Linked DNA regions of Mus musculus: region 1 is linked to region 2. The links are chromatin loops, found by intact Hi-C in ENCODE. Cell type or tissue: left cerebral cortex. All regions are shown on one strand. Links, peaks and the distances in the headings refer to the core of each region. The heading gives the core; the rest is flanking DNA.

Region 1 (15,808 bases), core at 3,669-11,668, 49 kb before region 2:
TCAGAGCCAGATAGGCCCAATGAGATGGTTAAATGGAAAAATGTCCTTGATAATAAATGGTATGGCCCGGATCCTATTTTGATAAGATCCAGGGGAGCTATCTGTGTTTTCCCACAGAATGAAGACAACCCATTTTGGGTACCAGAAAGACTCACCCGAAAAATCCAGACTGACCAAGGGAATACTAATGTCCCTCGTCTTGGTGATGTCCAGGGCGTCAATAATAAAGAGAGAGCAGCGTTGGGGGATAATGTCGATATTTCCACTCCCAATGACGGTGATGTATAATGCTCAAGTATTCTCCTGCTTTTTACCACTAACTAGGAACTGGGTTTAGCCTTGATTCAGACAGCCTTGGCTCTGTCTGGACAGGTCCAGATGACTGACACCATTAACACTTTGTCAGCCTCAGTGACTACAGTCATAGATGAACAGGCCTCAGCTAATGTCAAGATACAGAGAGGTCTCATGCTGGTTAATCAACTCATAGATCTTGTCCAGATACAACTAGATGTATTATGACAAATAACTCAGCAGGGATGTGAACAAAAGTTTCCGGGATTGTGTGTTATTTCCATTCAGTATGTTAAATTTACTAGGGCAGCTAATTTGTCAAAAAGTCTTTTTCAGTATATGTTACAGAATTGGATGGCTGAATTTGAACAGATCCCTTCGGGAATTGAGACTTCAGGTCAACTCCACGCGCTTGGACCTGTCCCTGACCAAAGGATTACCCAATTGGATCTCCTCAGCATTTTCTTTCTTTAAAAAATGGGTGGGATTAATATTATTTGGAGATACACTTTGCTGTGGATTAGTGTTGCTTCTTTGATTGGTCTGTAAGCTTAAGGCCCAAACTAGGAGAGACAAGGTGGTTATTGCCCAGGCGCTTGCAGGACTAGAACATGGAGCTTCCCCTGATATATCTATGCTTAGGCAATAGGTCGCTGGCCACTCAGCTCTTATATCCCATGAGGCTAGACTCATTGCACGGGATAGAGTGAGTGTGCTTCAGCAGCCCGAGAGAGTTGCAAGGCTAAGCACTGCAATGGAAAGGCTCTGCGGCATATATGAGCCTATTCTAGGGAGACATGTCATCTTTCATGAAGGTTCAGTGTCCTAGTTCCCTTCCCCCAGGCAAAACGACACGGGAGCAGGTCAGGGTTGCTCTGGGTAAAAGCCTGTAAGCCTAAGAGCTAATCCTGTACATGGCTCCTTTACCTACACACTGGGGATTTGACCTCTATCTCCACTCTCATTAATATGGGTGGCCTATTTGCTCTTATTAAAAGGATAGGGGGAGATGTTGGGAGCCGCGCCCACATTCGCCGTTACAAGATGGCGCTGACAGCTGTGTTCTAAGTGGTAAACAAATAATCTGCGCATGTGCCAAGGGTATCTTATGACTACTTGTGCTCTGCCTTCCCCGTGACGTCAACTCGGCCGATGGGCTGCAGCCAATCAGGGAGTGACACGTCCGAGGCGAAGGAGAATGCTCCTTAAGAGGGACGGGGTTTCGTTTTCTCTCTCTCTTGCTTCTTGCTCTCTTGCTTCTTGCTCTCTTGCTTCCTGCACCCTGGCTCCTGAAGATGTAAGAAATAAAGCTTTGCCGCAGAAGATTCTGGTCTGTGGTGTTCTTCCTGGCCGGTCGTGAGAACGCGTCTAATAACAGTCTATGCTCCAGCTGGAGGTAGGTGTGGGAGGCAAGATTGTCTCTGAGAATCTTGGGGTGAAGCTGGAGCTCAGGCAGCCCATACTAGCTCCTCCAGCCCCACCTGTCAGTCTCCTGAATGTCTTACTTCTTCTACTGCAGGCAGCAACAGTGCCCAGGGCTCTGACTTGATTCTGGAGACCTTGAAAGGTAACACATGTGTTCTGGGATTGGACCTGAGGCAAACAGGAGAGGACTGGGTCCCAGGTCCACTCAAATCTAGACCTTTGAATGAGAGGTGGGCCTTAGAGATGGCTTCATATTGAATGTCCTGACTCTTATTTTTATTCCCTGAGATAGTTCTGACTTAGAAACTAGAAATGTCTAAAACTGTTTGCTTTTCCTCTATGCACAATGGAAAAAAACCTGGAAAGCCCAGGCTACCTTAGCACACAAGGACCCTGTCCCTAACTTGCCTGTTCTCCTTTCCACAGCCATCCTTCCTGGCCCAGCACGCACTAAGGGACATCTGCATCCTGACAGCTCCAAGCTGCCCTGAGCTGCAGCTCCTCACTTCCACACTGAACATAGGAATCTGAATGCTCAAATCTTTGAGCTGAGGGTTGATTAGTGGGTAAATTAAGGGACTGACAATATTCAGAGTGCTGAGGCAGAAATAATGGCAGCATGGAGAACCTTCCAGAAACTATGTTTCCTGCATTGAGCGTCAGGTGGGACAGGAAGAGGTTGTGGTCATGCCTATCTAGAGCCCAGCTCATGACCACTTTGGTGTGGTCTGGTCACTCTCAGCTCTGTCCTCCTCAGATCTTTTGTCCTTGTTACTTGGTGGAACCAGAGGCTGACAGACTCTATGATCCAAGAGACAGGGGGATGTCCTTGACCTTGTCCTGTCCCCAGGATTCTAAGTAGCCAGGGCAGCTGGGACTGATCACAGCATTGGCTCAGTCCTGGCTCTGGCTCTTCTACCTTCTTCTGTGTTTATTTCTGCACCATTTTAGTTTGTATGGAGTAGTAGGCCCTTTCTGGTTCCTGTGAGTAGTGCCTGTCTCATTCTCCTTTGGGGTGCCTGATTAATGGCAGTAAGTGTTTTTCCATCCTTGTCCCCCAAGGCCCAACTAGGCCCCTACACTCAGGAGACTGCCTTGAGGACATGAACTTCTCCCAAGGAGAACATGTCCTCCTTCCAGGGCCTTTGCCTTGAGATTCTACCCTCTCTCCCCCCAATCTTCCAGAGTCTAACTCCTGTCTGTAGGATCACAGAAAGGACGAAGGAACTGGAATGCAGTCCTGTGGAGACTGTGTTCTACCCTGCTCCACTTTGTAACATGTTATTCACCCTCACTCAGAAAACATGCATGGCAGAGTCACAAGTCTCTGAGTTCAAGCTTCTGGTCCTAAGGGCAAGCAACTGTCTGGGAGCAGCTACACAGTGACTGTGTTGGATTCTCACACCAACACTTGCTAAAGGCATTCCAGCTTTGACACTTCACAGCAGGGCTCTCCAGTGGAAGGTCTTCCTGGATATAGAAGGCTCAGCTGCTGTCAGGAGCTAAGTGGTGGAGGGACTGTGTGATGTAAATAACAATACTTCCACACACTTAAGCAGTTTTTTAACCTTAGAACTTGAGGGAAAACACGCCAGGGCTTGACTTTTGTCAAATTTTCACTGGAAAATACAGATTTATCTTCTGCCTCTGAAAATGAACATCAAATCTACTGGTGGTTCTCACATTATTGGTGGTTTGGTTTGGTTTGGTTTTGAGGCAGGCTCTCACTATGTAGCTCTGACTGTCTGGAACTCACTCTGTAGACCTTGTCAATCCACCTGTCTCTGCCTTCCAAGTGCCTTGTTGAAGGCAGGAACCACTATGGCCTGCAGAGACTGCAATGAGGTCTCTGCCAGTTAGGTTGTTGGTGATCACACTTTGTGAAACCAAGGGCTCTTGGTTATGAGGATTCCCACACAGTTGGTTCTCAGCATCAGTTATTGATTTGTTTATGTATGTATTTATTTATTTAATGTAAAATTATCTACTTATTTAATATGTATGGTTTTCTCGGCCCAATGTGTGTCTGTGCACAACCTTCCTGCCTGGAGTCTGGGGAGGGAGTAGGATCCCCTGGAACTGGAGTTACAGGCAGTTGTGAGCTGTCCTGTAGGTGCTGGGAATTGAACCCCAGTCCTCTAGAAGAGCAACCAGTGATTTTAACCACTGAGCCATCTCTCCAGCCCCTGCAATATCAGTTCTTTTTTTTTCTGTTTTGTTTGTTGTTTTTTGTTTTTTTCCAGACAGGGTTTCTCTGTATAGCCCTGGCTGTCCTGGAACTTAGTCTGTAGACCAGGCTGGCCTTAAACTCACAAATCCTCCTGCCTCTGCCTCCCAAGTGCTGGGATTAAAGGCGTGCACCGCCACTGCCCGGCTATCATCAGTTCTTTTTTTTTTTTTTGGTTTTTCCAGACATCGTTTCTCTGTTGAAGCCTTGGCTGTCCTGGAACTCACTCTGTAGACCAGGCTGGCCTTGTGGCCTCGAACTCATAAATCTGCCTGCCTCTGCCTCCCACGTTCTGGGATCAAAGGCATGTGCCACCACTGCCCGGCTCTACCATCAGTTTTTTTTTTTTTTTTTTTTTTTTTTGGTTTTTCGAGACAGGGTTTCTCTGTATAGCCTTGGCTGTCCTGGAACTCACTCTGTAGACCAGGCTGGCCTTGTGGCCTCAAACTCAGAAATCCACCTGCCTCTGCCTCCCAAGTGCTGGGATTAAAGGCGTGCGCCACCACCGCCCGGCTCTACCATCAGTTCTTAACACACATAATGACAAGGGTATCATCAACCTTGCTGTGAATTTTGCTCTGCCCTCAGTAAACCTACAGTCATGTTCTCAGGCAATCACATGAGCTTTGGTGAACCATCAATATTCTAAACGAATTTTGCACACTATAACATGGCTTTATATAAAAAATGCTTTGTTTAAACATCAATATTTTACTACAAATTCATTATAAAATATACATTGTCATTAAATAAACTTTGATTTAAAAAATAGAATTGCCTGTCATTATATGCTATATTTCACAAATGAAGACAGATTTGTATAAAGGCAAAAATAATACTTTAAATGTCAAATGTCAGTTTAAAAATAACACGTGAGGATAGAAGTAAGTGTGCTGCTGGTCTAATGGGAATTCCTGAGCTTTCTTTAGTCTGAGCTTGGAAATGTGAATGTCAAATCTCTGGAATGTGACTCAGCAAGAATTGTATCAATCATACACATTTACAGCTCCTATGAAGTAACACAAGAGTGTGTAACTATCCCGAGCAGGGCAGTTTTGCAAATTTTGTGTGATGCTTGCCAAAACAATAAAAAATAAACGGGTTAAATTTTAAAAAGAACTTTATTTTAAAGATCTTTCAAGAAATTCTGACCGGTGTCTTCCTTTGTTTTCCCAAGTTTTCGTATTATTTGATTAAAGATAAAATAGAGAAGAATTTGATTAAAGATAAAATAGAGAAGATAGAGCAAACGTTCTTCTGACTTACAGGATGTTGGGTAACACTGGATTTTGGTGTAGGTTTTAACAGAGACAGCTATTTATTTCCTCGCAGAGGTAAAATTAATTCCTCCTGTGGAGAGGGGGTGTTCAGGACCTGCTCACTCTACTCCTGAAGGAGGGAGGCTGGTGGGTGAGCTGTGGTCTGGGATTGCATACTGAGCATACCGTACAGATTTCATTCTCTCTCTGTCACTATCCTGTTCTTTCTCCTTCCTCCTCCTTCCTCCTCCTCCTCTTCTTCATCTTCTTCTCCTCCTTCCTCCTCCTTCCTCCTCCTCCTCTTCTTCTTCATCTTCTCCTCCCTCCTCCTCCTCCTCTTCTTCCTCTCTCTCTCTCTCTCTCTCTCTCTCTCTCTCTCTCTCTAAAGACTGGCTCCAGAGAAGTCAGCTGCTCTGTCAAGAAAAATCTCAAGAGAGACCTAGGGCACAGAGGACTCCTGGGGACAACCAGCAGGAACCTGAGTCCTTTCCAGCTGCCATAAGAGGAAGCCATATCTCATGTGACCCCAGCTCTAGTAAAGCCTTGAGAAAACACAGCAAGAAGAAAAACACAACTATGACCTGGGAGAGCTCCTGAGCCAGGCTCACCAAACTCTTGATGTCCCACACTGTGAGAAGTATCAGTGGTTGGAGTCTCCAGATACTGTACTTGGCTTTTTGCTACATAGTAGCAATAACTGAGAAATGCAAATCTCCCACAATCATCCCGTGGAGTTCTAGGACTCTGAAATCCAGAGCTTTCAAAGATGGGGAATTATCCTAACTAGCCTTTCAACCTGCCCTAAGATATCATAAGGGAGTATTCTTGTCACCTTATTTTAAGAATTAAAATTCTCACAGCTAAATAGGGTGTTAACCCCTAACTGGGATTCCTATTATCCTAACAAAGGGGACTCTAGACATTGTTTTCTCTCAGCATCCATTATCTATTACAGCAGTGATTCTGAACCTGTGGGTCCAGCAACCCTTCCACAATGGTCACCAAACTTAGTTGGAAATCATGGATATTTACATGATTCACAACATCAGCAACATTACAGCTATAATGTAGCAACAAAAAATAACATTATGGTTGGGCTCACCACAATGTGAGGAACTTTGTTAAAGGGTCTCAGCTTCAGGAAGGTTGAGAACCTCTGCCAGAGTCCTGGCTCTTCTCAGTATCTCTAACCCCCACCCCCTACCCTTTGAACCTCTCCAGACCCTAAGCTTCACCCCTTTCCATCCCTCATCTTCTCAACTTTCAGCCCAGCTGCCAGCCAACAGCTCCCTTGGCTAGATGCTCTTGGCCACTTTGTTTCTTCTCCCTGTCCTGGTTCTCTCTCTCTCTCTCTCTCTCTCTCTCTCTCTCTCTCTCTCTCTCTCTCTCTCTCTCTCTCTCTCTCTCTCCCTCTCTCTCTCTCTCTCTCTCTCTCTCCTCCGACTGCCTTCCCCCATCTCCCTCTCATGGCCAGGTCTATTCTGCTGGCTGTGTTCAGTCTGAGCTCTTCCTTTTCCTTCACCACGACTAGAACTGTGAAATGGCTGTACCATTTTCATTCACTACCACCCTCACTCTAGCTCAATTAGATTTTCATGACCCCTGACAACCATTTCCCACACAAAGAAGAATGAGGCAGTGCTGGGCTCCTTCTCCCCAGCCCTCCCCCAATAACCACCCTGACTATTAACCTTCACAAGGTCAGTCCATCAAATGCTAGTTCAGTGAAGGGACTCTGCAAAAGTCATTAGGGCTCCGAACCAGCTGACTTTACTCTGAGGGACTGTCCTGATCAGGGCAAATATTAAAAGGACTGCGTTCTGTGCCCAGACCCACAGTGTGATGACTCTACACAGGAGATTTCCTCCAATGGCCTTCATAAAGCCACCCAAAGAACCCAAAGTCCATGGAGAGTAACCAACATTCCTGCTCTGCTCCATCCAGCAAGGACAGGGGACCTTGCCCAGAAACTGAGAAATGGAATCCTGCCACATGTTCCCTGTGAGCTTTGAGAACTCTGCTTCAGAGATGAGTCCCAACCTTGTGCAAAACTCCATAATGCGAGCTAGTCAACTTGGCAGGTTCATTGAGAAAATATAACTCACTGGTCCTTGGCAGTGCATGTCTTTAATGCCAGCACTCGGGGGTGAGAAACAGGTGGATCTCCTGAGTTTGAGGCAAGCCTGGCCTAAAAAGGAAAGTCCTGAAGGGAGACAGACAGACAGACAGACAGACAGACAGACAGACAGACAGGAGAAGGGATCTCACCTAGGTCTCCAGTGAATTCTACCAAAAAGCTGGCTATTGCCAACATGGGCCCTGGGATGTTTCCTTCTGGAGGAGTCCTGTGTCCCATGAGAGGGCCTGAGATCAGTGTGCAGTCTCCCCTGGATTCCACAGACAGCCTCTGAACAGGTCTCGGGAAGACGGAGTGAAGGAACAGCTCTTTCAGCGCTTTCTGGGCACTTTGGGAGTCTGTGCAAATCCCTGGCAGGCAAGGACTCTCAGGACCTCAAGAGGAAAGTAGCTGGGAGAGTCCCTAATTGGCTTAGTTTCACTTTCGAATCCCCAACTTCTCTTGAGTTTTTCTGCCTAGATATTGATGACTTGGCACTAGTTCTCACTTTCTGTAGGGCAATTTCTCCTAATTATTTGATTGGCTAATAACGACGACAAGAAGCCAATCGCTGGGCTAAGATGAAAAGGCAAGAAAGGAAGTCATGACGTGGGAGAAAGGAACGCCTTTTACCGCCCTGCTCTCTCTGCGACCCTCCTCTCCCCAGGCAGGGTTGAGAGCAAGAAGGTGCAGGATGTAGGCCTGCAGAATTGTCAGACCCAGTGGCGGCTTTTGCCACTGGAAGAATTTCCAACATAAAACAGAGGATCAGTTTGGGACAATCGATTCTGCGACCAGAGGTAGTGTCATTTGGTTACTTTTAAAATTCAGATTTTCTGGTGTTTTCCAATCACTCGCGACTGTAATTTGAAGTTGGGTTCTGAGATAATACAATCGCTGTCGCTCTAGTTTATAAAGCTGTCCAAGATCTGCCCAGTCCCAGATGTCCTGGGTCCTCAGGGCCGCTGTGGTCTGCGCCCTTCTCCTGCAGCTGGATGCCAGACCATCCTGGACTCGGATCCCTTTGGGTGAGTGAGACCGGGGAGGGAAACTGTCTCTACTGGGAAGGCTAGGGATAGCACCACCCAGTCTCTGCACCACCCAGCAAGATCCTCCAGCCCCCCTTTTTCAGCTGTCCCGAGCTTGGCGCCCTGCTCCCTTCCCGGCCCGCACTCCCGCTCGAGATCGAGATGGGGATCGAGGAGGAGGAGGTCGGGGTCTCATCGCGCTCCTCCTCCCAGGTTCACACTCGCTTAGGTATTTCTACACCGCTGTGTCCCGGCCTGGCCTTGGGGAGCCCTGGTTCATAATCGTCGGCTATGTGGACGACATGCAGGTCCTGCGCTTCAGCAGCAAGGAGGAGACTCCGAGGATGGCACCCTGGCTGGAGCAGGAGGAAGCAGATAACTGGGAGCAGCAGACTCGTATAGTCACAATTCAAGGACAGCTGTCTGAAAGGAATCTGATGACCCTGGTTCATTTTTACAACAAGAGCATGGACGGTGAGTGATCCGAACCCATCCCAAGGATGTACCAGGGTTGTCCATATTCACTAGACCAGAGTTTCACCCAACACATGCCCAGTTCCTCAAAAACCAAGAGTCTGCAGGGATTTACTTGGAGTTGGTCTGTGTTCTACTCGTGTTGCTGCGACAGGACTGACCACCAACTATGTCCTTCCTAGACTCTCACACACTACAGTGGCTGCAAGGCTGCGATGTGGAGCCAGATCGGCACCTGTGTCTCTGGTACAACCAGCTCGCCTATGATAGCGAGGATCTCCCCACCCTGAACGAAAACCCAAGTTCCTGTACAGTGGGAAACAGCACTGTACCTCACATCTCTCAGGACCTGAAGAGCCACTGCTCAGATCTGCTGCAGAAATACCTGGAAAAAGGGAAGGAGAGGCTGCTGCGTTCAGGTGCCCAGGGGAGCCAAACCATGTCTGTTTCCTTTAGGCTACTTGCTGGGAGTTTGGAGAGCTGGAGGTGCTGGGTGGGAAGAGAGGACTTGGAGTACAGCTCACAGTTGAGCACTCCCCAGCAAGCACAACTTCTGGTTTAGATCCTTAGCATTCGCAAAAGAGGAGAGGGAGGCAGGTGAATGGGAAGGACTTTTCTCACTCCTCCCCAAGTCCAGAGAGGCAAGAGGCTCTTGTGTTCCAGATCTGTGACAAAACAATGACTTCTTCACAGGACAACCCCTCTCTTACTAGCAAGAAATTCATTTTGGAGACCAATCTTTTAGTAACTGATCAACAAATTCTTGACTTGAGCAATGATCCTAGGCCAATTGGGAGCTATTTCTCAGAACTTGTTCTGTGCCCCAGACTTCAGTGTCTCTGGAGTCAGACTCCAGCTTTTCTCAGTCTCTTGGCCCTCACCCAGCTGAGGACCAGAAGCCCTTCCCATGAGTCTGCAGAGACCTGGAGCCTCCTGTCCATGTTGTCCTGCTCACATCCTAAGGCATCCCTAAGAGCAGATCCTCCCAGGAGCAGGTGCTCTAGCTGGTGTCTAGATGATGGACACCATAATCCCACCCCAGGATGGTCACATGAACACTGCTGAGTCCCCAGAAGAAAGCACGATGCCTCATCCTTTCAACTCTCTCCCTCAGACCCTCCAAAGGCACATGTGACCCGTCACCCCAGACCTGAAGGTGATGTCACCCTGAGGTGTTGGGCCCTGGGCTTCTACCCTGCTGACATCACCCTGACCTGGCAGTTGAATGGGGAGGAGCTGACCCAGGACATGGAGCTTGTGGAGACCAGGCCTGCAGGGGATGGAACCTTCCAGAAGTGGGCAGCTGTGGTGGTGCCTCTTGGGAAAGAGCAGAGTTACACATGCCATGTGTACCATGAGGGGCTGCCTGAGCCCCTCATCCTGAGATGGGGTAAGGAGGGTGTGGGTGCAGAGCTGGGTTCAGGGAAAGCTGGAGCCTTCTGTAGACCCTGAGCTGGTCAGGGCTGAGAGATGAATGGTCTTCACCTTCTCTTCCCCTCTCCTGCCCTTCCCTCCCTTCACTTCCCTTTGCTTCCCAGAGCCTGCATGGTACCAAAAGCCTTGGATTTGGATTGTTGCCATGGTTTTCATTTTGTTCATCATTTGTCTCTGTGTGGTTTGCATATGCATGAAGAAGAATGCAGGTAGGGGAGAAATGTGTTCTGGGTTTCCTTGTCCCATTGAGGGTTTGAAGCCTTAGGTAGAGGCATACCCTACTTAGGTAACAGGATGTAGCATCCACAGTCCTCTTAGCCTGGAGCCTTTTTGTTTAACCTTAAGTGAAGGGGACTAAACAGCAGTTTCTTCTTGAGAATGGTTCTGGTGCCTGGGACCTCATGACCAGCTGTCACAGGCAAAGGTCTCACTGGGGACAAAACTCCAAGGAGGTCCTACATCACCTCAGTCCTAGAAATTTCCCTTGGGGGGGGGGGGGCTGGAGAGATGGCTCAACAGTTAAGAGCACTGACTGCTCTGCCAGAGGTCCTGAGTTCAATTCCCAGGAACCACATGGTGGCTCACAACCATCTGTAATGGGATCTGATGCCCTCTTCTGCTGTAGCTGAAGACAGCTACAGTGTACTCATAAATAAGTAAATAATATTTAAACAAAAAGAGAGAGAGAGAGAGAAAGAAAGAAAGAAAGAAAGAAAGAAAGAAAGAAAGAAAGAAAGAAAGAAAGAAAAAGAAAACTTAATTTCCCTTGGGCCCAGAACTAAGGGGTTTTGCTAGACCAGTGGTTCTCAAACTGTGGGCCGAGAGTCCTTTGGGGGTTGTCCTCTGGCATCCGACATATGAGATACTTACATTACAATTTGTAACAGAAGCAAAATTATAGTTATGAAGTAGTAACAAAATAATGTTATAGGTGGGGGTCATGACAACATGAGAATACTCTATTAGAGGCCACAGCATTAGGAAGGAAGAGAACCACTGGTCTAGGCCCTTATGACTCCCTACTCCCATGCCACCCATATGTGGTTTTTCTTTCCTCAGGTGGGAGAGGAAGGCGTGACACCCAAGAAGCAGGTGAGTGTGGTGAGGAGTGATCTCTGAGACCCTTGGAGCCCATGGGAGCCCACCGCAGTTCCTCCTTTAGCCTCTAGTCTTCTGAAGTCTGACTGGATCCTGTTTTGGTCTTTCCTAGGCAGAGACAGTCCCCAAGACTCTAGCAAGACTGTTGTGGATGATGAGGTAAAACATGGGGTGGCACAGAGGACTCGTGATGGGCAGGTAGAGAGATCTGAGTGAGAAGCGAGCTATTTGGAACATCACGGGTTACAGTAACTGCCCTGAACCTGTTCTTACTCCTATAGGAGATGGGGGTTTGCTTTTGGAAGATTAAGTCCTGTAAAACTTGTCTAGGCCACTCCCCAGGAACTTCAGGTTTGTTTACCATGTCACCCCGAAAGAGGTATCAGCCTGTCTTCCCCACCCCACCCCCAACTCTGTCGGTGTTGTCTCCCAGAAGGCTTCACTTAGCCTCCTCACCCTCCAGAGAACACTCCCAGCTGTTCCCCCTCACCCACCGCCTCTGTGGGATCACCTGCAACAGTTACTGAAGAATGCAATCTTTCCTTTTATATCCCATCAGTTGGCGAGTCTTTACTGTCACCTTGACTGGATTTAGGATCATCTGGGAGATGCCCCTTTGAGTGGCTGGGCTGTGAGGACAGCAGGCCAGTTCTTGCCACCCTGGACAGAAACACATCTCACCTTTCTGGCTCAAGGATCTGAACACCTGTCTCTTGCCTACTCGGCTTCTAGTCAGGCATTTTGTCACCTTGTCAAGGGTCCCAGGGACACAAAGCTCCCTCCTCTCACCCACAGCACTCTGGGTCCTACCCTCAGTGCTTCAGGGACATTTAATCAGGTCAAATTGGGATCAATGGCTTTGATGCAGAAAAGAACTGTGGACTAATAGAGATAGGGTTTAATTAAAAAATATATCTTTTTAATTTTAAGGTGTCTTAAATCTATTTATTTATTGGGTATGTGCATGTGAGAGCTATAGCGCACGTGTGGGAGACAGAGGACAACTTGCTGGAGTCAGTTCTCTTCCTCCACCAGGTAGGTCCCAGGGATGGTTCTCAGGTCAGCAAACTTGGACACAGTGCCTTTACCCACTGAGCACCTGGCTGACCCAACAAAGTATTTTTTGAAGGTCGGCTCATTTGTTGTTACTCATTTTTACTTGACTTTGACTTGGAGGTAAAAGCAGCCTACATCTCTTGGCAGTCTGATCTTGGCATTTTTTCTGTGGCTTCCTTCATTCTCTTGGCCCAAGGCTTAGCTCTGTAGCCTCTCCTCGGTCTCCATAGCAACGCTTAGCTCTACAGCCTCTCTCCATCTCCATAGCACCTAGTCTCTACTGAACAATACATTGGTGTTTTGTTGCAGGACAGGTGGAGTAAGGAGATGCTGGGTCTTGGATCTTGGGGGCTGTGGTCCTGGGCTTCTTCCCTTCTTTGCTTGCTTTCTCACAACGTGTTGACTGGCACCATCAGCTTCTTTGGAAAGACTGAAAAGCTTTCCGATTCTGCAGTTCTTTGGGGCCCAGGAGTATCTGTCAGTCCAGGAATCTCCTTTTCTCCTTGGCTCATGATAACCGAGTTGAGGACTCAGACTGGCATCCGTAACGTGCCTGCAGACAGACTCAGCCTGCCTCTCTCCAGCTTTCCTTGGTCACAACAGCAGGTGCACTTGGCCGTGGGTCCAGACACCTTGCTGGGACCTTCCAAGGGAAAGCCTTGTTTGCTGTTCCCATCGCTGGTTCGGACCATGTATCCCTTTGACTATTCACCAGAGGGTCAGCAGCTACTTGTGTGACCATTCGCCTCTCCTGGAAAGTACATAGCTTGCATTCATGCTCCAGGAGTTGCTGGCAGCCAGCGTCTGGGAAGGAGACATCCAGCTTCATCTTGTCATAGCCGAACACCTGGGAAGGGCCAGGAAAAAGAAAAAAATAAAAGCATGTTAATGTAGACTTTCGGCAGGAAGATTTAGAGAGGTGCCAAGAAAAGAGAAAGATAAATGTTAAGAAAAAATGGCTGCTGCTGGCCATTAATCCCAGCACTTGGGAGGCAGAGGCAGGGGGATTTCTGAGTTTGAGGCCAGCCTGGTCTACAGAGTTCCAGGACTGCCAGGGTGATACAAAGTAACTGTCTCAAAAGATATAATTAATTAATTTAAAAGTAAACATACTTTTAAGAAATCAAATAAATCCAGATCTGAAATATTGTTCTTTGCTCTGTGTGTCTTTTCTTTTTCCAAAACCAAATTTTCAATATTCACCTCATCAGCGACCACGGTTGTAAGCTGCCTGCTGTATGTGGGATTCAAACACAGGTTCTCCGCAAAAGCAGTCAGTGCTCTCTCTTAACCACGGAGCCACCTCTCCAGCCCCAAATTCTAATATTTTTTTCTTTTTTTTTTAAAGATTTATTTATTTATCATATGTATGTACACTGTAGCTGTCTTCAGACACTCCAGAAGAGGGCATCAGACTTCATTACGGATGGTTGTGAGCCACCATGTGGTTGCTGGGATTTGAACTCTGGACCTTCAGAAGAGCAGTCAGTGCTCTTAACCGCTGAGCCATCTCTCCAGCCCCCTAATATTTTTTAAGGTAATAGAAAATCAAGTCTTGACAAGATTACACTTAATGCCTGAGTGGAAAAGTCTGTATAAATTACCATGTACAACAAGGTTGCATGGTAAATTAATGGATTGTTTTACAAATATCCTTTCTAAATCCCCTTGCTGGCTTAACTCTTGGAGTTAAGGAACCCATCTTTAAAAAAAAAAAAAGATTTATTTATTTATTTTTATGTATGTGAGTATGCTGTAGCTGTACAGATGGTTGTGAGCCTTCGTGTGGTTGTTAGGAGTTGAATTTTAGGACCTCTGCTCGTTCCGGTCAGCCCTGTTTACTCAGGTCGGGTCCCGGTCGCTCCAGTCAACCCTGCTCGCTCAGGCCCAAACATTTATTTACTATTATACATAAGTACACTGTAGCTGTCTTCAGTCGCACCAGAAGAGGGCGTCGGATCTCATTACAGATGGTTGTGAGGCACCATGTGGTTGCTGGGATTTGAACTCAGGACCTCTGGACGACCAGTCAGTGCTCTTATGCACTGAGCCATCTCGCCAGTCCTAAGGATCCTATCTTGAGTTATTTACAAGGTGCGATTCTTGCATGTACTTGTAAGACTCATTATTACAACAGCTCAATACCACATCTCTGTTTTGTTCTCTACGAAATAAAAATCCTACTTTGACATATTGAAAAAGGGCCAGGAAAGAAGTTTCCACAAAGTCATGGGGATGGCTAGCTCTGAGAATACATTGTTAACTGCAAAGATGGCTGATTCTATATTGGTCCTACCAGCACACTGTGGAGTCCATCTGAGAACCAACAACCCACCTAAGAACTGACAACTGGAAATCTTAGGTTCTTGTGGACCAGCTGAAGTATCTGCCATCTGACTAACACTGTGGCAGGCGTTAGGTGATGCCATTTGTTACAAGATAATGGGGTCACTCACCCTACAATCAGGTCTCTTTACAACTCAAAATGTGTTATGTCTATAAAATTAATGTTTCTTGATGGATGTTGGTGGCACACACCTTTAATCCCAACACCTGACAGACAGAGGCAGGTGGATCTCTGAGAATTCCAGGTCAGCCTTGTCTACACAATAGAAAGAAAGAAATAAACAAAGAAAGAACTAAATAAAGCAATAAAATAAAAGAATAACAGTTCAGGACACAACCATGAACTTTGAACAGAGAACTCATCCCAACACAGCCCAGAGGCAGGCAGAAACAAATGTTTCTCAGGGTGGCCACCAGGTGGCAGTTTGCTCCTGGCTGAAAAGGCTTTAGAGGTGCCCATAAGCTGCACAAGCTTACAAAAACAAAGTCACCCCGTTCTGGGAGTCCTTTAAGGCTGGAGCATGAGCTCTGGGCCTCAACCACTTTCTGTATATTGTCTTTCTGATTTCTGCAGAGTGTAGTTCTCAGGATCACATCTGAGAATGCAACAACAGATGCATACCCTAAAAACTGCCTTCCAGTTCATCTCCACCAGCCAGGAGATGAACCACCACCAGCTGCAAAGACAGTGAGGAGGGAACAGAGGTCATTCCAGAGTTTAGTCCCGCCTAGTTAGTCAACAGTGTCCTGCAGCAGGAACCTTTGGCCTGTGTGGGTGCTTGATGAAAACCAAACAAATGACTAACAGTGTTTATCTGCTACCCTATTTGCACCATACACACGCAGATTCTCCAGTATGGAGAACAACTGAATCTTCATAGTATAGAAGATAAAATTGCTCCTATCTTCCCCCATTGTCCCTGTCACACACTACCGGGTCCTCAGGCTGTGATGTAGACATCCCCAGGGAAGTACCTTCCACTTTCTGTGCTCCACCATGTGTAAGAGTTGCCTCTAAACCTTAGACCCTTCATAAACTTGCCACCATCAG
Region 2 (15,808 bases), core at 4,174-12,173:
AGCCACCAAAGAGAATTCTTCCTCCCAAGTGCTGGGATTAAAGGTGTGCGCCACCACCACCTGACCAAAGAGAACTCTTCAAAAGTGTGGGAGGGATGCTGAAGTACAGCTCACCACAGTTGATGGCTTCTGGCGGGGCGTGGGACAGGAAGGACTCAGTTCTAAGGAGCAGACTTAGAACTTATGCTCCAATGAGCATAGACATAACACAAATTGAACCTTTTTTATCTTTATTTTTGCTTTCCTTTGGAGAGTCACATGGGTGGGAAGCATGGAAGGACTGGGAAGTGAGTCTGATAGGGGTGCATGGTGTAAAAATCCCAGAGAATCAATAAAAATGTTTTAAGAAAGAAACAAATAAATAAAACAAAACAAACAAAAAACAACAAAAACAAAGAGAAGAGAAGAGAAGAGAAGAGAAGAGAAGAGAAGAGAAGAGACGAGACGAGACGAGACGAGACTATGTCAAGACCTTTAAAGAGGCTGGGAAAGCCAAGTGCTCTGACCAAGCCCCAGTGTGGAATTCCCCACCCTAGCAAGCAGTCCCAGATGTGGTAGAAATGACTAAGTGAACTTGGCAGAGAGATGACAAGATTCAAGCTCTTGCTGGGCACGGTGGCGCACATCTTTAACCCCAGCACTCGGGAGGCACAGGCAGGCGGAGGAGTTCGAGGCCAGCCTGGTCTACAGAGTGAGTTCCAAGACAGCCAGGGCTACACAGAGAAACCCTGTCTTGAAAAACCACACACACACACAAAAGACTCAAGCTCTTGCGTGGTATTGTTATGCCCTGGGTCCCCAGGAAATCCAGATGAGTCTAAAAACTGCAAAGTCCACTGCAACTCGCAAAAGAGTCTTTTATTTCCAAGTTTGAACTCGGTTCGCCATGAAGCAGGAGGGAGGGGGGGTTAATGGCTGTTTGTTCAAGGACTACTTTTATGGCCAGTCATAGCTGTCTGTGACCCGACCTCTGTTTACCTTTTACTTTTTCCATGGTCTCCCTTGAGCTTGTTATTTCTCTAAGGTCTCAAGGACAGGCAGTTTTGCTGCTTAACAGCAGGAGAGTTGAATGCCATTCTAATGCTAGGGGAGGGGGACGGAGGATGGGAGCCTCTGGCAGGGAACACAGAGGCAAACTGTACAACATTGTATAGTCTCTCTAGTATCAGTAATTCGGGAGTTACAACAGTATATGGTATGCATAAAGGCCAGAGGATAAAGAAGAAACTAATAAAAATCGTTAGTATACATGCATGTATTTAGTGAGTGAGTGAGTGGGTGAGTGAGTGTATGTGTGTACATGTGAGGGTCACAGGACAGCTTGTGGGAGTCAGTTCTCACATGCGGTCTGGGGATCAAACTTAAGTCATTGAGCTTGGCAATATGCCCTGTACCCAAGGAGCCTTCTCTTAAGCCCCAATAAACATCTTTGAATTCTTATCTTTTTTTTTTTTTAACTTTTGTTTGTTTGTTTGTTTTGTTTTTTCGAGACAGGGTTTCTCTGTGTAGCCCTGGCTATCCTGGAACTCACTTTGTAGACCAGGCTGGCCTCGAACTTAGAAAGTTGGAAGGGGGTCTCGGATGCCCTGGAAATGTGACAGACAGCTGTGAGCCACCGTGTGATCCTCTGCAGGAGCAGCCTGGTGTTCTTGACCACTGAGCCATCTCTCCTATCTTTGCTAGTGTGCTGTGGGGTCCAATTCATATTTCTCAAGGTTGGTGGCAACAAGGTTTGGTGAAACTTAAAACCTACATTCAGCCAGGAACAGTGATACACGCCTTTAATCCCAGCACTCAGGAGACAGAAGCAGGCGGATCTCTGTGAGTTCAAGGCTGACCTGGTTTACATAGCAAGTTCTAGTATAATCAGGGCTACATCAAGAGAGACCCTGTTTCAAAAAACCAAATAAGGGGCTGGAGAGATGGCTCAGCAGCTATGATTGTTGAGCATTCTTACAGAGGACCTGGGTTCAGTTCTCAGTACCCACATGGCAGATTACAAGCTTTTGTAACTCTGGCTCTAGGCACATACATGGTGCACAGACAAAAATATACACACTCATAAAACAAAAATATATGTTAAACAAAGATTTACCTAAATACATAAAACAAACAAAAGAGTGTATCTCTTTTTTTTTTTTTTAAGATTTACTTATATGTAAGTACACTGTGAGCCACCATGTGGTTGCTGGGATTTGAACTCAGAACCTTTGGAGGAGCAGTCAGTGCTCTTACCCGCTGAGCCATCTCGCCAGCCCAAGAGTGTATCTCTTACTAGGGCTTCAAGCTTTTTTTTCTCCACAGGCTTTGTACCCACATGGTGCACAAAGAGAGAAGGAGGTGAACGCTAAATTTAGAAGAAACACGTGGGGAGTTAAGGTTATTCTAACAAAAGGAAGTGGTCGGGTACTGTGTGTGTGGCAAACATCTGCAACCTGGGACTACTGTCGGGTGCCGACCAAAGGGAGAAATGAAAAGTTTCTGTTTAATGGATACAGAGTTTCAGTTTTACAAGGTGAAGAAGTTCTGAAGACAGATGGTACGGATGGTCACACAAAGATATGGATATATTTACTGCCATTGAAGCGTCCCTAAGGTGGTTAATCTGAAAAATTATATTTATTATTTAAAGTACTAAAATGTCAAGCTAACTTCAATAATTGTTTTATTTTGTACAACAAAAGATGTTTAGCATTATTTAGAACTTTGTTCCATCTCTTAGGAATTTGGCACGTGGTTGTCAAGGTACACGTGTAAGGCCAGATAACAAACTGTATGGTGGGTTCTTACCCAAGAATGTGAGTCCAAGAGCTGGAACTCACGTGATCAAGCTTGGTGACATGTGCCTTTACCCACTGAGCCTTCTCATCAACCCAAGTTTCCCAGTAATTAAATAATCTGTTTCCCTAATTCTTATTTAAGCAAACAAAGCAGTTAAGGTACAGCAGGAGGCAGGTGATGATGGCCTTGCATGAGGTTAATTTAATAATGTAACCATTTTAGAGAATATAACTATTAGAGCGAGAGCGAGAGAGCGAGAGAAAGAGAGAGAGAGAGAGAGAGAGAGAGAGAGAGGAGGGGGGAGAGGGAGAGGAAACAGCTGCCTCTCACACACAGTGTTCTGGGCTATCCCTTCCCCTCACTACCAATAAGTGCCCTGGTGTCTGCCCACACTGCCACTGCCACTGCCACTGCACCTGCCAGCCTCTTCCACTGAACACAGACTGATTCCTCTACAACTTAAGTTAGTCTCTCCCAGTGTCTCCCTTCCTCTAGCCCTCTCCCTCTGTCTCCTCTCCTTATAAAAGAAAGAAAGAAAGAAAGAAAGAAAGAAGGAAAGAAAAAGAAAGAAAGAAAACAAACTTACTGGGTGCTTGCTTTCCGTTTCAGAGGGTTAGTCCATTACCATCCCAAGAGGAAGCATGCCAAACAGACAGGCATGGCGCTAGAAAAGTAGCTGAGAGCTTTAAATCATGATCCACAGGCAGAGGAAAGACAGACAGACAGACAGACAGAGGCAGACTGGGTCTGGCAAGGACTTTCAAAATCTTAAAAGCCACCCTAGGGACACACCTCCTCCAACAAGGCCACACCCCTAGTCCTTCACAACACTCCACCAACTGGGAACCAAGCATCCAAATTGAGGAACTAAACCTTAAGTGAGTAAGTTACATGTCACAAAGTAGCCATCACTTTTCTCAGTACTGAAACAAAATACCTCAAAAAAGAAAAGAAAGAAAAAGAAAAGAAAAAACAAAACACTTAAAGAAGTATCTTTTTTTGGCTCACCCTTTGAAAGATACACTCACTTTACCATGGCTGGGAAGGCAAGGTTGCTGGTCACACTGCACCCACAATCGAGAAGCAGAGAGTGGGGAGTGCTCCTAGTAGCCGGTCCCTTTTTATTCAGCCCGCACCCCAAGCCCACAGGAGCTGGCTAACCCAACAAACCTGACTGGCCTGGAAGCCCCACCCACCAACCCCCATCACCACGCCTCTGCCTCCCTAGTGAGAGGATTGCGAGCTGCCACCAGGCTGATTTTCACTCGGGTGCAAGGGATTTGAAATCAGAGCCTCGTGCTTGTACAGATAGCGCTTTTGCTGACTGAGCGATCTCTCCGGCCTCAAATTTGCTAATCTCTGTGATATAAAAAATGCAAAGTGAGCTGGGCAGCGGGGCACATCTTTGATCTTGGCACGGGGCTGGGGGAGGGGCGGAGGGGTCGGTTTTTTTGGAGCTCGAAAGAGGCTTAGTCTACAGAGTGAGTTCCAGGATAGTCAAGGTTATACAATAGACAAAAAAATCAAAACCAACCCCTGCAAAGTGACATCACTGAGCATGATTTAAGGTGAGATAATATAGACAAAGTCTCCCGCTAGCATAGAGAAGAGCAAAGTGTGGCAGGATAACCAAGCAACAGGTTTTGAGTATTTACTGTTGTGGCAGACATAACCATTTAAGACAGGAGAAAAAATGTTTGTCAATCCTTGTGAAGATGAATTCAAAGAAAGAATGCAAAGTAATCAAGCTACAATTGTGAAAGATGGTTGCTCCTCGTTAGAATTCTGGCCAGATTCATGCTTCACTCTTGGCAGGTGAGTAAGACGAAGCCTGCCTGCCCTGTCTTCGTGACTGGCTGGGCCAGGGTCACCTAGCCTTCCTGCCAATATGCAACCTCCTGTCAGATGCTGCCCTCTAGTGACCTTTTGGGGAACTGATCGTAGAATCTCCATCTTCTCGGTCTTTCTAGACAGCCGCCTAGAACTGTCAGCCTAAACCACAGACAAGGCCTGCTTGCATCCCCTAGTGGTGCAAAACGGTGCAACACGTATCGGGGATCCCATCACTCGATCCAGCAGCAGCTTGGTCGCTCTCCAGCCACAGAACACATAAGGGTACTGGGAAGAGGTGATGGGGAGGGGAGGAGAGGAGAATGAGAGCAGAACCCTGCTACTCTTTTTTTTTTTTTTTTTTTTTGGTTTTTCGAGACAGGGTTTCTCTGTATAGCCCTGGCTGTCCTGGAACTCACTTTGTAGACCAGGCTGGCCTCGAACTCAGAGATCCACCTGCCTCTGCCTCCCGAGTGCTGGGATTAAAGGCGTGCGCCACCACGCCCGGCCCTGCTACTCTTTAGTGTAGCAATCTCCTTCCAAAACGCCCCGTTCTACTCTGAAAAATCCTTTCATCTACATTCATTATTGGCCTAGAAGCAATGAGAGCTGATGGAGGTAGGTCCAGAAGAAGACAGCCACTCGTTATGAAGCAAGATGCTATTAAACAGTTGATGTGTCTAGGAAGGTGTTTCCTGAGAAAGGAGGGGGGAGGGGAAGGGGGCCGGGGGCAGTAGCAGACTCAGGATCTCCACTAGTATCCTTAGCATATTTAATGGGCACTGCCAGACCACCACTACTATACTGAGAAGCCAGGGCTAGCTAGCTCTCAGCTCAGAAGCCATAAAAGGTATAAGAGGCTTTCTGTCTGCCCTTTGCATTGGGTACCTGTCAGAAGCAGTTAGTTAGGACATACCAAACTCTCTGTAATCACACTAACCAAGGACCCCAGCACGTGATTTGTCTCTCAAGGCCTTACACTTCTCCGTCAATTCTTAGCCACCTCTGTTAATAGTCTTGTTATTAACAAGATAGTCAATAACAACCACTCAGTAGGCCTCTGAGACCTTAGCACAAGTGACTCCATGATGGAAGTGCCATTCAGGATGTAAAACTCAGCACCAAGACAGTATCCCCCGGACAAAATGAAAACAAAGACTTAATCCATCAAAGTCTGTAGTTCTGGGGAAATGTCTAAATGTACTAACATTGCTGTCTGCTTCTGGATAACTGTTCTTGTTAACTCAAGTATGTCAACCCAGAACATGGTTTTTGGTGTTTAAAAGTTCACTCGGGGGGGGGGGGTATGGGGGACCTTTGGGATAGCATTGAAAATGTAAACGAGGAAAATACCTAATAAAAAAAAAACAATAAAAAAAAAGTTCACTCAGAGAAAGACTCGGGGACACTGGGAGCCTGGACACTCAGTGTCACCCCCAGCCAGCTACTAAAGACTTTCTAGTGGCTTAAACCCATGTCTGAGCAATCTTCTCGGGCGGATAATACCATCTGTATTTTCCCTGCTGTGTACGGACATGCTATGAACTACCAGCACCAAATTTCAACTCAGCAAGAATGTGATCTGGGCTAGCAACTTTCATTAAACAATGTTTCCTGTGACCACCCAGGATCCAATGTATGAATATTTTTGCCTGCATGCAGCCACCAGTGCTGGACACTGAACCTGGGTCCTCTGGAAGAGCAGCCGGTGCTCTTACCTGCTGAGCCCTCTCTCCAGCCCTGCTTATTAGACTTCTAACACATCAAGAACTTCATTTCAACCAGACATGGTGGCGAATGCCTTTAATCCTAGCGTTCAATAGGCAAAGGCAGACAGAGTCCAGGCCAGACCCTACTACATAGCAAGACCGCCCCCCCCCCAGTCCCCCCCCCTCCAAAAAAAAAAAAAACCAATATCGAGTTCTCTGAGTAACTGGCTTAATCTCTTCCATGGCTCATTCATCCTGACCTCACAGAAATCCACCTCCTGAATGCTGGCATTAAAGGAGTGAGACACCGTGCCTACCACCATTCCCTTTATAAGGTGTGAAGAGTGGAGACCAGAGGACAACTGTATCTTTCCTAACACAGCCTCCATTTTTTTTTCCTCTAAGACTCACTACTTAGGCTACTGCGGTTCACCGAGTAGTCCCGAGTAGTCCCGGGGATCGGCCTGTCTTCCTCCCAGCTGGGTTTTCATAACAAGCCACCACGCTCACATTTTTAAAGCGATTTCCGATGATCAACCTCGGAGGTCCTGTGCTACAAAGCAAGCTCTTTACCGATTAAGCAACCTCCGCGGCCCTAAACAATGTGTTTTAACACACCACGTTATATATTTCAAACGTGTGCAATTTTTGTCACTTACACCTAAATAAATAAAGCTGGGGAAATTAAAATCTAATGAGGGCCGGGCATGGTGGTGCAGGTCTTTATTTCCAGCACTCCGTAGGCCTAGGCAGATAGATCTGGGTTCGAGGCCAGCCTAGTCAACAGATCGAGCTCCAGGAAAGTCAGGGCTACACAGAGAAAACCTGTCCTGAAATGAATGAATAAATCTACTAAGTAAGCTTAGTTGAGCCGAGAAAATTAAAATGAAAAATACTATAGTAGGCGCTTCAAGTTGCGAAGGCTTGACGATTGTACGCTTTTCTAGATTTGATAACCGACATTTCTGACCAAAACAAACAAACAGCGACTTTAAAAGGTTTTCGTGGGCTTACCGTTTGAGGAAGAGACATGGCGAAACCGGTCTGCGACGCCGGACTAGACGCAAAGCCAAGCCCACGGGCGAAACACATCCGTCTTCTTCACCCGTTGGGTGGGACTTCCGCTATCAAGGCTCCACCTTCTTAAAGGTTCCCCAAAAACCGCTAGCAGCTGGGGACCGACCGTTCAAACACTTGAACCTATGGGGGACCATTTCACCCAAAGAATGGACTGTCAGATGGTATTAGAAATTATCTCGAGCTGGCCGTGGTGGCACACACCTTTAATCCTAACACTCGGCACTAGGCAGGCAGGTTGGTGTCTGAGTTCGAGGCCAGCCTGGTCTACAGAGTGAATTCCAAGACAGCCAGGGCTACACAGAGAAACCCTGTCTCAAAAAATAAAACCAAATAAATAAATAAATAAATAAATAAATAAATAAATAAATAAATAAATAAATAAATAAATAAATGACTTTTTCCAACCATTGAAATCTGCTACGAGTAGAAGAACGAAGCTAAACGGTTTCAAAACAGCAGCAACGCAATAGCTCTAAGATAATTTTTATTTGTGGTATGAGATAAGGTCTTGTTATTTAGCCCAGGATAGCCTATCTGTTCACAGCAATCCTCTTGTCTCAGCCTGAAAAGCTGGGGTTAAAGGGGTGCACCACAGCCCAGCTCCATCGAACGTCGCGCGACGTCAGGGTTTCCTCTGCGCAGCCATGACGCATCTTGACCAGCAGGTGGCACTGCGGAGTCGCAGGTGCGGTGGACCGACCCTTTACCCAAGGCTGTGGGGATCTTGAGTTCCAAGTGTTTTTCCTGCTGTTGCAGCTACTCATTACTTACTACCTACTGATACATAATATTTCAACATAAAGATGAGCTGTAGCCGCACAGCTATCTGAACGTCACCACCAGTTATAGGCTGTTGTGAGCTGCTGGGTGTGAATGCTAGAAACCCTGGAAGAGAATCAAGTGCTCCTAAATTGCTGAGCCTTCTCTCCACCCCATAGCCAAATTACTTGACAATTACATCCTTATTCCAATGCCTGCACCTCTATCCGCTATATGGGGCCTTCAAGCTCATCTCTTCAATGGGTCCACTGCACCACAATGTTCAATGCCACCCTGACCCTGCCCACCCCCCACCCCCAACCCAATTACCTTCAACCTCCATCGTCTTCCTCTGGGCCTTCTCTCCTCCCTCCCCTTTACATTCCTGGTTTTCTCTAACTGGCTTACTCCTCTTCCCAGACAAGAAGTAAGACGCCTGCAAATTCTCCTCTCTTCCTACACAGGTTCTCAGCTTACACTACACTCTGAAGATGACCTATTCCTCTCCTCCCACCTCTATGCTGATGGTGCCCAATGTCTCCAGCCAGCATCTCTTCCCCAAGCTGTGCTTGCATATACTGTCTGCATATATTGTCTCTGGAGATCGCCCATAACAAACATGCCAAACTAGAGCCATGCTACACTCTGTTCCCTTACTCTACAACTCCATCACCAACACACACACACACACACACACACACACACACACACACACACACGAGAGAGAGAGAGAGAGAGAGAGAGAGAGAGAAGCAATCCAACAGCCTGTCCATCTATCAAACAGTCAAACAGTCTTTCCCCCACTGTTTCTGGTTCATTTTCCTTCTAGGATGGCTATAAAACCCTCTGGTCACTTTCCCCTTCCAAATAAATGTCCAAGTTGCAAACACAGTGGTCTACAGCCAATTATTTCCCTGCCTTTTAGTCCTAGGGTTAAATTTTTATTATTTTTTTTTTCCAACAGGGTCTCATGGTGGAGCTCTGGCTGGACTGAAACTCAGAGATCTGCCTGTGCCTTCCAAGCTCTGGAATTAAAGGTGTGCCCCACCACACCCAGCTCTATGGGTTTTCTGTTTTGTTTCCAGACAGGATTTCTGTTTAACAGCCCTGGCTGTTCTGAAACTCACTCTGTAAGATAAGGCTGGCCTCAAATTCACAGAGATTCAACTGCCTTTGCCTCCCGAGTGCTGGAATTAAAGGTGTGTCCCACCATGCCTACCTTCACGGATTCGTTCTTTAAAATGGGGACTGAAGAGCTGGCTCAATGGTTAAGAGCTGAGTTCAATTCCCAGCAACCGCGTGGTGGCTCACAACCATCTGTAATGGGACCTGATGCCCTCTTCTGCTGTCTCTAAAGACAGCTACAGTGTACTCATATAAACAAACTAAATAAATATTACTAACGTGGCCGGAGACCTCTACAACCTCTCCTAACTCCTTGCACTCGTTGCCCCAGAACGCGTCTTTACACCACCAATGCACACACTGCGTTCCCTCTCACTTCCACCTACCTTTTGTATGTTCTCCTCTTTCTTCGGTGCCCAGGGTTACTGTCCATGGTACACCGTTTCTCTCCACCCTCCTGTATGGTAGAAACAGCCCCTCAGCTAGAACACACTTCCTGGACCCGCATCTGTGGAACCCCTCTAGCCCAGTGTTTAGTTTGGCCTGCGCGAACCTCTCTGCTCCTCTAGGCTGTTGAGTCAGACTCGAGGAGACTGGCTTCCCCGTCAGGGTTCCCATAGCACCAGAAACAGCTGTTCTTTCTCAGCCTTGCACAACCTCGCGAAGATCCAGCGTCCAGAGCTGTGAAGATGGCTTACAGGCCTGAGTTGGGACCACCAGCACTTAAAAAGCCAGCTGTTTGTTCACCTTAGCGCTTGGGAGATAAGTGGTAGGAAGATTCCTGGAGCTCATTGGCCAGACATTTTAGCCAATCAATGAGCTCCAATCCAAAGAGCAGAGATGGAGGGCACAGTGTCCAGCCATGTCAACACTTCCTGAGCAGGACCCCGGGGATCTTTTGTCACTCTTCTCCCAGCATTTAGCACACTTAAAAAAAAAGTATTACTTTCATCACTCAACAAACCATGCGCTCCACAAGGGCTATTTTTTGTTGTTGTTTTTGTTTTTCGAGACAGGGTTTCTCTGTATAGCCCTGGCTGTCCTGGAACTCACTCTGTAGACCAGGCTGGCCTCGAACTCAGAAATCTGCCTGCCTCTGCCTCCCAAGTGCTGGGATTAAAGGCGTGCGCCACCACGCCCGGCTTCCACAAGGGCTGTTTATCCTTCTTACCCCTTAGCAGTGATATCCTTCTTACCCCTTAGCAGTGATTGACAGGTACTAATAACTCAGAGACTGTTCAGTGGGTAAGTGAGTCCTGGGGGGTTCACTCTAGCTACATGTGAATAAGTTGTGCTAGCAGTGGTGGCTCTTCTATGGTCTGCTGGAGTTAAGACACTGTATTGAAAAAGAATATACAGAATTGGTCCCACGACTTCTGGCAAATAGTTGCCGGCTAACTTTTGTTGGTTCCCTCGTTGGTTGGGGCTAATGACTTAACTCACCTGGACCACTCCCGGCTCGCTCCCTGCTTCAGAATGAGAGCTGTAGAAAGAACGCTAGACTGGCTAGCCACATGCCAGAGCCCAGTTCGACCACAGCCAAAGCGAGGGAGTGAGGATGGCTATGATACCCGAGCACAGGAGGGAGGGATACTGAACACATGTTCTTCCTCTCAGTCTTTCCCCAGCCTCAGATGGCCTTTCTTCTCCCTGACCTCTCTGTCACTAAGACAGCTCTGCCTGGTATTGTTTTCCTATAAAATGAGCAAGATAGGAACACTGACTGAGCACACATATCCCAATTCCTTTGGGAGTGAGCTGCCTCCAGATCCACGTGAGTTCAAAGCCAGCCTGTTCTACACCGCAAGTCCAGGAATGCAGTGAGATCTAAGCCTTTAAAAAAAAAATAATGGGCCGGGCATGATGGCGCTCGCCTTTAAACCCAGCACTCGGGAGGCAGAGGCAGAGGCAGAGGCAGAGGCAGAGGCAGAGGCAGAGGCAGAGGCAGAGGCAGAGGCAGAGGAGGCAGAGGCAGAGGAGGCAGAGGCAGAGGAGGCAGAGGCAGAGGAGGCAGAGGCAGAGGAGGCAGAGGCAGAGGAGGCAGAGGCAGAGGAGGCAGAGGCAGAGGAGGCAGAGGCAGAGGAGGCAGAGGCAGAGGAGGCAGAGGCAGAGGAGGCAGAGGCAGAGGAGGCAGAGGCAGAGGAGGCAGAGGCAGAGGAGGCAGAGGCAGAGGAGGCAGAGGCAGAGGAGGCAGAGGCAGAGGAGGCAGAGGCAGAGGAGGCAGAGGCAGAGGCGGAGGCGGAGGCGGAGGCGGAGGAGGCAGAGGAGGCAGAGGCAGAGGAGGCAGAGGCAGGCAGATTTCTGAGTTCGAGGCCAGCCTGGTCTACAAAGTGGGTTCCAGGACAGCTGGAGCTACACAGAAAAACCCTGTCTCAGAAAAAAAAAATTCATAATAATAATAATGGTTCTAGTGAGGTCTCCAGCTCAAGTCCATACGGCTCCCCATGTCAACTCCACCCCAACCCAACTCACCCAAACACCCATGGGGAACCTTGAGTCAACAGAGGACAGGGAACACAAGCATCAAGGGGCAGACACAACGGCCAACTGTGTGTTGTTTGTGAGGCCAAAGAGCCCTAGATTAGAGACTGGATTTTTCTTAGTTGCGCCTTTTCCTCCTTTCTAACATTCTGGGTACATAACCTTCATGCACGGTCACATGGTGTGGTTCTAACTCCGTATGGCAGTGCAGGTTACAGGACTCATCATGTCCTTCTTGGAGCCATTGAAGGGAGTGAACATTTTAGGAATTCATGGCCGGGGGCCTCAGCCTCTTCTCGAGTTCCTTTCTCTCGGTTGGCAGATTGGCGCTGGCACTGGAGAACATGCTACTGACCCAGGCCCTGAAGGAGATGCCTCTACAGAGCAAGCCACACCCTGCAGTCTGTGCTACCACCCAACTGGACAACACTGTGGCTGCCTCCTTTTTCACCAGGAATTCAGCCCAGGGTTCTCATTTCCACTGGATACAGAGAACTCCTAAAGATGGCCCCAGCCACCTGCCAACTTCTGGGTCAGACCTTAAACAGTCTGAACTCCACCCCCAAACCAGAGCAAATGGGCTCAAGAACTGGGTCTGCACAGCTGGCGCTCTTTGCTCCCATGCTCTTAATGGGACCTGACGCGACTTAAAGAGCCGCTCTGCTCCAACAGTGAATGCTGTTTGCTATAATTAAGTCTCCGCCTGCACACGTTTCATTAATTTTTTTTCACAAGCTTTTTGTCATATTTACATTTCAGTATCAGTAAGTTCCAGAATATAATCCACAGGTCCCCAGAATTTGGAGAACCTTCACACACCCATCTTAATCCCAAAGTCTGTGCTCCATGAGGTCTGGGTCACGAGCAGTCCTGGCTCCGGCACCATACAAAGGGTTTTGTACTTAGCACAGTCCCAGACACAGATTTGATAAATGTTCACTGAGTCTAGAAAATCCCTATAAAAAGCTTCCGTGGTGACACACCTCCACGGCTCCTTCACCCACAAAGCGCTCGTAAAACCAAGGCCAGGCAACAGGGGGTAACAGGACTCTGTTGAAGTGAAGGAGAGGAGGGCTAATACCAGGTGAGCCTGCCATAGACCTCCTCTGTCCATGGGGATTCCTAAAGTGCTATGTGAGAGAGTGGGCAGCGGCCTCAGATAGCTCTGCTTCCCAAAGAGAATGAAGAAGAAAGGCAAAAAGCCTCCCACAGCGGTCAGCCCACACCGACCGCTCTCACCTCAGGCCACCTGGGGAAGGGGCTACAAAGCAGACAATCTTTATTCACAATCAGGGTGGCAAAGGGAAGACACCTCCAGCTCAGCCCAGAAGCAAAGCTGCTGAGGGGGACGTGGTACCAGGTGGGGCTCAGCACTCATCCTCCCCGAGCAGGGCATACGGGTTTCGGGCTGTTAGGCAGGACCCAGGATCTGAAGTTGGGGTGTCCTCATCTCCTTCTCCCTCTTCATCTGCATCCCGGTCCTCCTCTCCTTCCTCCTCACAGGAGCTGCTCAGTTCCTCCTCCTCTTCCTCCTCCTCATCACCTGCCGGCCCCACCCTGCCCTGCGACAGCACCAGCTCTGCAGTCTCTGGGTGAGACTCCCAGGTGCCTGAGGAACACAAACAGATGTCTGAGCAAACGAGCTGGGGCAGAGGTGAAGGCAAAGGCAAGTCTTCAAATGCTGGCACGCACCCCTCACATGATTGCCTACCTGCAGAGCTGACAAAGTTCCTGCATGCCCTCAAGTCCCCACAGCCACCCATTTGCACATCAGTAAACTATCACCAGAACTGCCCAGAGTAGCCCTGGCTGGCCTTGAGGTCTACCCTGAGGCTGACCCCTCAGTAGGGACCGTGGAGAACACGTGGGCTCTCACCTCTCTGTTCGCTGTAACCAGGAGGGTAGAAACATAGGCTGAGGCGGCCATCCACTGCCAGGCGAAGTAGGCTATTGGCCGCTCTGTACACGTCATTTCGAGCTGCCTTGGCCGTTTTATAACCACGTTTCTCTGCCCAAGCTAAACAGAGAAAACAGTAAGTCAGGGACACCCGGGAACCAGGCTCCAGTCCCGTCAGCCCCACGCCCAGTCTTTTCAGTGTTCCACACAGTCCAGGGAAGAGTTCTTGATTGTAGCAGAGTAAAGAAATTTAGGGGCAAGCAGACAACTCCTTTCTTGCGGCCAGAATCTGAGTGGGGAGGACAGGGTAGACAAGAGACAAAAGGGAGAGGCCAGGAAGCCCACCTTCACAGATGTCCCAGGCACACCAGGGGTGCTCAGCCGAAGGGTCCTCTGCCTCTGGGTGGCGCAGGTGCAGCAGGGCCTGCACGGGGATTCTGGAGGCCAGGTAGCCCACAGAAGTGTAGGGCTCCTGGATCTGGGCAATGGGGTAGATTCCAGCCAGAACCTGTGGAAACAGCACTTAGCACCTTGCACAGGTCCACCCTCTCTCCTCCCCACCCAGATCCAGCCCCTTTCTACCACATACCTGCAGCTGCCTGGGCAGCAGCGAGGGGAAGATAAGGCCCGGGCAGTCACAGAGCTTCACAGAGGGGGTCAGAAAGTAGGTCTGAAAATACCGGGTGTGGCCTGGCGTTCTGGAGACACTCACCACCTTCCGCCCCACCAGCCCGTTGATCAGAGAGGACTTCCCCACATTGGGGAAACCTAGAAAGGCAATGCAAAGGACTGTGGGCCAGAGAAGCTGAGCAGTGGTTGGGGCTCCAGCATGGTAACACTGTGCTGGTTTGAATGAGAATGGCCCCCAGAGGCACAGATATTTGAATGCTTGGCCCCTAGCTGGTGGGAACGTTTTGGGGTGGACTAGGACAGTGGTTCTCAACCTTCCTAATGCTATGACCCTTTAATACAGTTCCTGATGCTGTGGTGAACCCCCATCCACAAAATTACTGTTGCTACTTCATAACTACACTTTTGCTACTGTCATGAATTGTACTGTAATATCTGACATGCAGGATATCTGATGTGCGAACTTCACACACACACACACACACACACACACACACACACGAGTCAGGACCCACAGGTTGAGCACCACTAGTCTACAAAGTATGGCCTTGCTGGAGGAGGTATGTTACTAGGGGTGGGCTTTGAGGAGTCAAAATTCCACATTAGACCCAAACTCTCTATATCTCTGTCTCTCTGGTCTGTCTATCAGTTGGTCTGTCCACCCGTTCCTCCTTCCTCTCCTCCCTCCCTCTTACCATGCCTGCTGCCATGCTCCCTGCTATTACGGTCATGGATTCATCCTCTGAAACGGTAAACAAGCTCCCAGTGAAGTATCTCCTTTACTGGCTGCCTTAGTCGTGTGTCTTTACAGCAACAGAAAAGTGAGCTCGAGCCTATGCCACACTCAGCACGTCTACTTTTCTTCTGATCTACCTCCAGGTCCAGGATCCAGCAATCTGGAAGTCCGAGACACTGCCCTTGAGCTCCTGGTCCTGCATCTCAGTCACCTGACAAAAGCCCAGCCCTGTGGCACACAGCTCCGCCCACACACAGCACTTGAGAGGAGATGCACAAGCTGGCCAGCTCCTTCTGAGCACACCAGGCTACCTTTTCTCCAGGGGTAGCAGAGGAGACAGCTCCCCTCTGACTAGCAGACTTTTCTGTTCTCCGAGTAAAACTCCTAGCCCAGTGTGATGACACGTGGCTGTAATCCCAGCACTTCAAAGGCTGAGGCAGAAAGATAGCTCAGAGTTTGAGGACAGCCTAAACTGCACAGTGAGACTGTTTAGAAACAACAGAAACCTCACATAAAACAAAAACAAACCCACAACCCTAAAGACTCAGCTATGTGTGTTACCAATTACTGAGTTCCCCTGGTGACTGTCCTCTTGGTAGCTTATTTATCTTATATTATGTGCATTGAGTATGTTGTTGCCTGCATGTGTCTGTGTGAGTCTGATCCCCTAGGACTGAAGTTACAGACATCTGTGAGCTACCAGTGCGTACTGGGAACTGAACCAGGGTCTTCCGGAAGAGCGGTCAGTGGTCTTAATCCCTGAGCCATCTCTCCAGCCCC

The links. Peaks named below come from ENCODE experiments on the same cell type or tissue, not always from the same donor. Only the 100,000 strongest peaks of a DNase experiment are listed, where the experiment ranks them.
Region 1: a loop joins it to region 2, with 2.6 times the contacts of the local background. A loop is called at or near these places in 24 of 42 quality-filtered maps.

The regions. Positions count from the first base shown.
Region 1 is chr17:36,034,883-36,050,690 of GRCm38, reverse strand. It overlaps H2-T22 (histocompatibility 2, T region locus 22), which reads left to right and starts at 7,949. Exons shown (of 9, transcript NM_010397.5): 1 at 7,949-8,349; 2 at 8,563-8,823; 3 at 9,006-9,242; 4 at 9,938-10,213; 5 at 10,362-10,466; 6 at 11,317-11,349; 7 at 11,468-11,514; 8 at 11,637-11,706; 9 at 11,915-12,284. The coding sequence starts at 8,265. The coding sequence ends at 11,940. It overlaps Gm6034 (predicted gene 6034), which reads right to left and starts at 7,730. Exons shown (of 3, transcript NM_001034909.3): 1 at 7,474-7,730. The coding sequence starts at 7,561. It overlaps A930015D03Rik (RIKEN cDNA A930015D03 gene), which reads right to left. Exons shown (of 2, transcript NR_015618.2): 2 at 12,517-13,258. In left cerebral cortex, for the core only: no CTCF peak of the experiment used is centred there; a DNase peak (open chromatin) is centred at 7,863; H3K4me3 peaks cover 1,586 bases; H3K27ac peaks cover 209 bases.
Region 2 is chr17:35,986,087-36,001,894 of GRCm38, reverse strand. It overlaps A930015D03Rik (RIKEN cDNA A930015D03 gene), which reads right to left and starts at 7,391. Exons shown (of 2, transcript NR_015618.2): 1 at 7,335-7,391. Gnl1 (guanine nucleotide binding protein-like 1) reads right to left here. Exons shown (of 12, transcript NM_008136.2): 9 at 14,252-14,430; 10 at 14,008-14,170; 11 at 13,642-13,782; 12 at 12,433-13,374. The coding sequence ends at 13,133. In left cerebral cortex, for the core only: CTCF peaks have their summits at 4,746 (motif pointing left) and 8,058 (motif pointing right); DNase peaks (open chromatin) are centred at 4,742, 6,858, 7,425 and 8,054; H3K4me3 peaks cover 2,630 bases; H3K27ac peaks cover 1,888 bases.